2 separate regions of the Homo sapiens genome follow, and region 2 is linked to region 1. A link is an interaction called in ENCODE POLR2A ChIA-PET data of the cell type or tissue named here. Cell type or tissue: OCI-LY7. All regions are shown on one strand. Links, peaks and the distances in the headings refer to the core of each region. The heading gives the core; the rest is flanking DNA.

Evidence for each region. Peaks named below come from ENCODE experiments on the same cell type or tissue, not always from the same donor. Only the 100,000 strongest peaks of a DNase experiment are listed, where the experiment ranks them.
Region 2: POLR2A ChIA-PET joins it to region 1 with 7 read pairs; 3 of 35 experiments call an interaction of 5 or more read pairs at or near these places.

What each region holds. Positions count from the first base shown.
Region 1 is chr20:17,914,305-17,918,698 of GRCh38, forward strand. No RefSeq gene overlaps it. Among named protein-coding and RNA genes, the nearest start is that of SNORD17, 46 kb to the right of the region's middle. In OCI-LY7, for the core only: no CTCF peak of the experiment used is centred there; no DNase peak of the experiment used is centred there.
Region 2 is chr20:17,852,051-17,856,444 of GRCh38, forward strand. No RefSeq gene overlaps it. Among named protein-coding and RNA genes, the nearest start is that of SNORD17, 110 kb to the right of the region's middle. In OCI-LY7, for the core only: no CTCF peak of the experiment used is centred there; a DNase peak (open chromatin) is centred at 2,411; H3K4me3 peaks cover 48 bases; H3K27ac peaks cover 162 bases.

The DNA.
Region 1 (4,394 bases), core at 233-4,232:
AAAAAAAAGAAAAGAAAAGAAAAAGGAAAAAGGAAAGACATTCTGACACATGCTATATCATGAATGAACTTTGAGGACATTATGCTAAGTGACATTAGCCAGCCACAAAAAGACAAATACTGTATGGTTCCATGTATGTGACATCTCTAGAGTAATAAAATTCATAGAAGCAGAAAGTAGAATGGTGATTAGCAGGGGCTTTGTGGAGGAGTGGGCAATGGGGAGTTTTTTAATGGGAATAGAGTTTCAGCTTGGAAAGGAAAAAATTCTGGAGCTTGGTCGAACAACAATATGAATGTACTTAACACTACTGTATTGTACACTTAGAACTGGCTGAGGTAAAATTTGTGTTGTATGTTTTCTTACCACCATAAACAAACAAACTAACACAAATATACATACACCTATGGAGGGAAAAGAAGTTAGGCAGGCCATGTTTAGTATCCAATTGATGCTTGAGATAATTCATTTATAGAGAAATTAGCTGATTAGCTAAGTTACAAACTTTTCTCCAGCAATATTCTGCTGCTCAGGTATGTAGGTAGAGAAGGGAAATATTTGTGTTCATTCAGGATGGGGCTCTACAAAGAGAGAGGGGCCAGGGAGCTGAAGGAGTTTGTGAAGAAGTGTGGTAGATTGTCTTACTGTCCAATAAGAATTTTCTCCTCCTGCCTTCCCTGACCCCAACCCAGGGCATGGAAAAGAGTTCCCTGCCCACATTGCCCTTGGGCTTGACCATTGACTTGTTTTGACCAACAGGCTGGCAGAAGTGTCAGGGTGCCTGTCCCAAGGCTGGGCCTTAGGAAGTCTTGCATGTTCCCCTCCTTCTCTTATGCTCCTGCCATCTGCCATGGAAAGAGCTTGCCCCAGCCAGCCACGGCTCCTTCACTGCGGTCGTAGAATAACAGACCCCCAAGCACCAAGCCCAGTTGTTAAGCACCAGACCAGTGGGACTCTTGGGAGGAAGGACACTGTGCTGGGTAAGCCACTGAGATTTGGGGGCTTCGTCAGGTGGATTTCACTATGTGAAACAGTTTTGTACCCTGTTTCTCTCCCTCAACAAGAGATCTTGAGCATTTGGCCAGGTGCAGTGCCTCCCACCTGTAATCCCAGCACTCTGGGAGGCCGAGGTTGGCAGGTCACTTGAGGTCAGGAGTTTGAGACCAGTCTGGCCAACATGGTGAAACCCCATCTCTACTAAAAATATAAAAAATTAGCTGGGTGTGGTGGCGGGTGCCTGTAATCCCAGCTACTTGGGAGGCTGAGGCAGGAGAATCACTTCAACCAGGAGGCAGAGGTTGCAGTGAGCTGAGATCGTGCCATTGCACTCCAGCCTGGGCAACAGAGCAAGACTCCATCTCAAAAAAAAAAAAAAAAAAAGAGAGAGCGAGATCTTGAGCATTTAAAACTTCAAGGACATTATTCTCAATGGCTGAATATTCCATTTAATAAATAACATAATTTACTGAATGGTTCTTTCATTATTGGGACACTTAGAATTTTCCATGTTTTCATTGTATTGCAGGAAATAAAATGAAATAACATTGCAGGAAATATTGTATATAAATTCCAAATACAAGGTATAAATACTTTTAAATTTATATTTTGACCCCAGTACAATATGCATATGGATTTTTAAAAATCAAACAAAAAATAACAAAAGATTAGTGGATATTTGAACAAAGCCTCTAAAAATCAAGGACAGAAACTGTGAGGTATTGCTAGGATAGCCCCAGTTTCTTCTACCAGGAGGTTGAATTAATAATTTCACCACAGCCGGGCAGAGTGGCTGATGCCTGTAATCCCAGCACTTTGGGAGGTCGAGGCAGGCAGATGACTTGAGGTCAGGAGTTTGAGACCAGCCTGGGAACATGGCGAAACCCCGTCTCTACTAAAAAAAAAAACAACAAAATTTAGCCGGGCGTGGTGGCGTGCACCTGTAATCCCAGCTACCTGGTGAGGCTGAGGCATGAGAATCCCTTGAACATGGGAGGCAGAGGTTGTAGTGAGCAGCTGAGATCACGCCACTGCACTCCAGCCTGGGTGACAAAGTGAGACTCTGTCTCAAAATAATAATAATAATTTCACCACCACTGAGATGATCTCGTGACATGTTTTGTCCAACAAAATGAGGCAGAAGTGACATTATACAGTTCTGATCCTGGGTCTCAGGAGGCCTGGGGTTTCTGCTGTGTTGCAGAACCCTGCCCAGCCATCCTGAGAACAGCCCAATCTGGCCTGCCTGATGGAGGATAAGAAACCACATGAAGCAGAGCCAAGTAATACCAGCTGAGTCCTAAAAGCTCCGCCAGCCCCAACTAACCACCAGCTGCCTTTCTACAAGTGAATGATCCCAAGCAAAGTCAGCAGAGCCCAATATAAATCAGCAGAACAAATCAACCAACCAACCAACTGGTAGACTTGTGACTAAAAACAGATGATACTTTTATATGTCACTAAGACTTTGTAGTTGTTTATTAGGCAGCGTCATTGTGCCAGTAGATAACCAATACAGGAATCAAAACTTTAAAAACAGGAAAAGAAGCTTCCTTCCAGTTTTCAATCGGACATATGAGGAACTTGGAAGTCATGACTCCATCTTAATAAGTTAAAAAAACCGAACAAACTAAAAATCAGCAACTCTTGGCTGGTTGCAGTGGGTCATGCCTGTAATCCCAGCACTTTGGGAGGCTGAGGTGGGAAGATTGCTTGAGCTCAGGCGTTCGAGACCAGCCTGGGAAACATGGGGAGACCCCCGTCTCTACAAAAATAAAAAATAAAAATAAGCTGGGTGTGGTGACGTCTGCCTGTAGTCCCAGCTACTTAGGAGGCTGAAGTGGGAAGATTGCTTGAGTCTGAGGGGGTCAAACCTGCAATAAGCCAAGATTGACTGGGTGACAGAGTGAGACTGTCTCAAAAAAAAAAAAAACTTCTTAGATCTGTCACAGAATTGAGGTCACAGGGCAAACCACTGCCTCCAAAATTGGAGAGACAGACAGATCGTACAGAGAATCACAACTTATCACTGCAGAGTCACAGGTGCAGAGACCTTGCTAGGAACAAGTACAGGGACAGGAAAGCCTGAACTGCAATTTACAAATTGCTGGAGGCTCAGTGTGGACAAGTCTAAGAGTTTAAAACTCCGGGGATGGGGCCAGTCTTGAAGGGCATGCCCATACTTTTGGTTTCTTGGGGGTTTTTTTGTTTGTTTGTTTTGAGACAGGGTCTCCCCCTGTTACCCAGGCTGGAGTGCAGTGGCACAATCTCGGCTCACTGCAACCTCCACCTCCCAGGTTCAAGCGATCCTCTCATCTCAACCTCCTGAGTACCTGGGATAACAGGCGTGTGCCACCACGCCCAGCCAATCTTTGTATTTTTAGTAGAGATGGGGTTTCACCATGTTGATCAGGCTGGTTTCAAACTCCTGACCTCAAGTGATCCACCCACCTTGGCCTCCCAAAGTGCCAGGATTACAGGCATGAGCCACCGCGCCCAGCCACATGCCATACTTTTGTGAGTTTTACCTTCAGGAGTTCTACTGGTTTCTCACAGTAAAGACTGGAGAAAACCCCCCTCATGAGGTTTCTTACAAAGCTAACCATTCTCCTACCATACCATTTTCATCAATCACACTCCTTAGTATTTACTCAAAGGACTTGAAAATGTGTCCATGCAAAAACCTGCATACTGACGTTTATAGCAGCTTTATTTGTAATTGCCAAAAGTTGGAAGCAACCAAGATGTTCTTCAGTAGGTGAATGGGTAAATAAACCAGTACATCCAGAGAACGGAATATTATTCAGGGCTAAAAAGGAATGTACTCTCAAGCTATGAAAATAAATAGAGGAATCTTCACTGTTTATTACTTAGTGAAATAAGCCAACCCGAAAAGGCCGCATGCTATATGATTCTAACTATATGGCATTCAGGAAAAGGCCGAACTATGGAGACACTAGAAAGTTCAGTGGTCTCCAGGGTTTGGGAAGGGTAGGGAGGGGTAAACAGGCAGAGCATACAGGATTTTTAGGGCAGTGAAGCTATTCTGTGTGATACTATAATGATGAATGCATGTCATTATACATTTGTCAAAGCCCAAAGAATGTATAATACCAACAGTGAGCCCTAATGTAAACTTGGACTTTGGGTGACAACAATGTGTCAGTGTAGGTTCAACAATTGTCACAAATCTACCACCCTGGTACGGGGTATTGCTGACGCAGAAGACTGTGTGTTGTGGGTTGGAGGAAGGAGGTATATGGTAGCTGTACTTTCTCTTCAGTTTTGGCTAAACTGTTAAAAAAAATAAGTGTTCTTAAAAAATGATCATGCCAGGTGCGGTGGCTCACGCCTGTAATCCCAACACTTGGGGAGGCCGAGGCAGGCGGATCACGAGG
Region 2 (4,394 bases), core at 132-4,131, 62 kb before region 1:
TCATAAATCCTGTGAAGTCATGCACACCTAGACACAGTTTTCTCTAGCAGGAATTTAATGTCTCAGACTTGATGGCTTTCACAGCTTTTTCTATAACAACAACGGCATCTTCGATGGTGTAATCCCACCAGACTTTCATGATATTTTCTCTATTGGGGTTCTCTCTCATAGCACTGACAATCCTTTCCATGGAATACTGTGTGTATTGAACTTTAAAGGTTCTTATGACCTGATCTAGAGGCTGAATTGGAGACATTGTGTTTGGGGGAAAGGAGACCACTTTGACACCTTCGCTGTTGAACTCATGGGGTTCTGGGTGGCGAGGGGCATGGTCCAGGGTCAAGAGAACTTTAACAGGCAGTCCCTACCTCACAAGGTACTTTCTGACTTCAGGAACAAAGCATCGAAGGAACCAGTATAGAAAAAGAGCTCTCCTTATCCAGGCCTTCTTGCACAACCAAAAGACTGGCAACTGGTGCTTATCTTTCCCCTTCAAGGATCAGGGTTTAGCAGCTTTATAGATAAGAGCAGTCCCAATCACAAACCTACTGCATTTGTACAACACAATAGAGTTAGCCCAACCCTTCTTGCCTTAAATCCTGGTGCTCACTTCTCTTCCTTACTAATAGATGTTCTTTGTCCATTTTTTTTTCCAGAATAGAGTACCTTCATCTGTATTTAAAAACCTGTTCAGGTAGACATCCTCTCTCCTCAATGATTTTCTTAAATCATTTCTTTTTTTCTTTTTTCTTTTTTTTTTTTTTTGAGATGGGATCTCGCTCTGTCACCCAGGCTAGAGTGCAATGGTGCGATCTCGGCTCACTGCAAGCTCCGCCTTCTGGGTTCAGCCATTCTCCTGCCTCAGCCTCCCAAGTAGGTGGGACTACAGGCACCCGCCACCGCGCCCGGGTAATTTTTTGTATTTTTAGTAGAGATGGGGTTTCACCGTGGTCTCGATCTCCTGACCTTGTGATCCGCCTGCCTCGGCCTCCCAATGTGCTGGGATTACAGGTGTGAGCCACTGCGCCCGGCCCTTAAATCATTTCTTAATGGCATCTGGGAACTCGTCTGCTGCCTCTTGGTCAGCAGGAGCTGCTTCTCCTGTTATCCTGACATTTTTTAAGCCAAACCTCTTTCTAAAATTATCAAACCATCCTTTGCTATCATTAAATGCTCCAGCTTTAGATCCTCCAACACCCTTTTGCTTTAAGTTGTCATAAAACGACTTTGCTTTTTCGTGAATCATATTAGAGTCTCTAGGTATGCAATCCTGCACCCACATGAAAGCTGCATTTTCAATATGAAAGGAATTTTGCAAAAAAAGTGCAAAGTTTTTGTGCCTGCTGGCCCAGAAATGGCTTCACGAATTTCCTTTTGTTTTTTGCAATGGTTGTTAGGCTGGTTCATTTGTTTTTGAAATAGCCGGCAACCTCAGCTGCAGACATCAATCTATGGTAAACATCAAGCAATTCAACTTTCTTGTAATGTCATGGCTTTCCTCTGCTTCTTGGGAGCACCCCCAGCACCACTAGTGGCACTTCATGTGGGTCTCATGGTGCTATTCAGGGTTTATGGTATGCACTGCACACAAAGAAAAATACACGAGAACCAGAAGAGATCACTTTTCACTGCAATATGCAGTGTATCATTAGAGACAAACTGCTCACAGGGAGATGATCAGCATCATATGGTGTTTAAGTGGATACTTGCAACAGGAGCTTGCCACAATAGCAACAAGAGGTGGCTATGAAATTATGACAGTAGTATGGTATCAGTACAGTGAATTCGATGCAGTTATGATTTAATACTGTATCTTCGTTTGTTTCCATTTATCTTGATTGAAAGGCACCATGTATGGTCTGTGTCCGTATGTGTAAGTTTTGATAAATTTTAACTTTTTAGAATAGATTTGTGTATATTTTATGGTAGTAAATGATAAAATAGACTCCTATCTACATATATTTTATGCATTCATGACATACCTAACTTTTCCTGAATTTTCTTGATATTTCTAGACCATGCTGCAAGCTTTTTTAAATTATCACAAATCTCCAAAAAATGTTTATTGAAAAAAATCCATGTAGAAGAGGACCTGTGCAGTTCAAACCCATGTTGTTCAAGGGTCACCTGTAGTTGCAAAGGTGATGGAAGAGCTGAAAACCTAAACGGGAGGGTAGAGCAACCCAGAAAGTAGAAACTGCTACTTCCCCAGGGCTAGAGGAACAAGGGAAGAGAGGGTATTATTAGGAGCCGAAGTTATGGAGGAGACTTGGCCACTGCTGGAGGCATCACCTGAAACAGAAAGGGCTGGAGAGAGAATATTCCTGGCTTCTCTCTTCTACCAAGCTCAATCTCCTGCCACTGCTTCCCATTGACTGAACTTGTCAGGAAGCCAGGGTGCAGGGGAGCCTGGGAAATGTAGTCCACAGAGGTCAGGGCCGTGCAACACAGCACAGCAGAGAAGGATGAGGGATGGATCTGAGGACAAACAGGAAAGTGACAGTCTCCACCGCCTGAGCTGTGTGATGGGGATGAGAAGGGCCCTGTGCCTACCTGAAGGCAGAAGATTGTCTCAGCTGACAGCTTTGCGTCTTTTCTGATTCCTACAGAAATGGAGAGCATGAGCAGCAAGGGAGAAGTCTTTGTCACCCTATCCCCAACAGGAGGGGACTGTGGGAGAATGATCTTAGGTGGGGAGATGACCTGTGGTCTGGGGAACCAGGATGGCTGGGTTCTTGAGAGGCCCTGCCAGCCAGAGCTGGAGATCAATCCCCGCATTAGCAAGAGCAAACATCCAGCACTGTGGGGAAGTCACTATAGTAGCTGCCATAGATGAAGCATCCACTGGTCCAGGAACTAACCTTCATGCTTTAGGTGGATTATTTCATGTAATCCTTTTTTATTTTATTTATTTATTTATTTATTTGAGATGGAGTCTCGCTGTTTCTCCCAGGCTGGAGTGCAGTGGCGCCATCTTGGCTCACTGCAAGCTCCTCCTCCCACGTTCACACCATTCTCCTGCCTCAGCCTGGCAAGTAGCTGGGACTACAGGCGCCCGCCACCATGCCCGGCTAATTTTTTGTATTTTTAGTAGAGACGGGGTTTCACCATGTTAGCCAGGATGGTCTCGATCTCCTGACCTCGTGATCCACCTGCCTTGGCCTCCCAAAGTGCTGGGATTACAGGTGTGAGCCACCATGCCTGGCCTCATGTAATCCTTTTGATAACCCTTTGAGATAAGCACCAAGGGTGTTCCATAAAACCTAAAAAAAATTATAGCCAAAAAAAAAAGATTGTTCCAGTACACATATAACTGAACAAAAAAGTCCTGAAACTGAAAAATGAAAAATCCCAGAAGGTCTGAGTGTAGTGTGGCTGCTTGAGGCCAAATTAGACCTTCTGGTCAACATGATTTCCTGTAAGTGAATAGATAAAAATAAGCTTCTGTATATGTTCTATGTATTGAATCATACAGTATCACTATATATGTTTTTTCATTCAATATTTCTTACAATCCAGCATTGTAAAAGTTTCACATGACATGACACTTTAGAGGAAGAAATGGAAAATCAGGCTGGATGTGGTGCCTCACACTTGTAATCCCAGCAATTTGGGAGGCCAAGGCCAGAGGATCTGTTGAGCCCAGGAGTTCAAGACCAGCCTGGGCAACATGGTGAAACCCCATTTCTACAAATAATAAAAAAAAATTATCCAAGCATGGTGGTGCATGCCTGTAGTCCCAACTACTCCAGAGGCTGAGGTGGGAGGGTCACTTGAGCCCAGGAAGTTGAGGATGTAATGAGCCGAGATCATGCCACTGCACTCCAGCCTGGGTGACAGAGTGAGACCCTGTTGAAAGAAAGAGAGAAAGAGAGAAAAGAAAGAAAGAAAAGAAAAAGAGAGAAAGAAAGAAAGAAAGAGAGAGAGAGGGAGACAGAGAGGGAGGGAGGGAGGGAGGGAGGGAGGGAGGGAGGGAGGGAGGGAGGGACAGAAAGAAATGGAAGATCAGAGAAGTGGAATAACCTCCTAGGATCACACAGCTTGTGAATGAGAGGCACTGAGTTGCTCAGTGATGGAGTGTCTAATGTTGGGTGTGTATGTACTGACTGTGTCCCAAGGCCAATTATAACTTGGGGAAGGCACCACTACCTCCCTGTCATACAATGGGTACATTGTCTGTCAATGGCACGTGGTTGTACACACCTCCAGGGGTAAACAATCAAAAGTCAGGAGCCTCTCCAGCTCTCCCTCATAAAAATACTGTATCCTCTAGGGAGTGGGGTTCTCTAGTCCAGCCCCATGTGATATGCAGTCCCAGTGGGGCCGGGAGATTTGCCCAAGGTCACACAGCTGGTTAGAGGGGAACCACACACCACCACGTCCTGCAGCTGCAA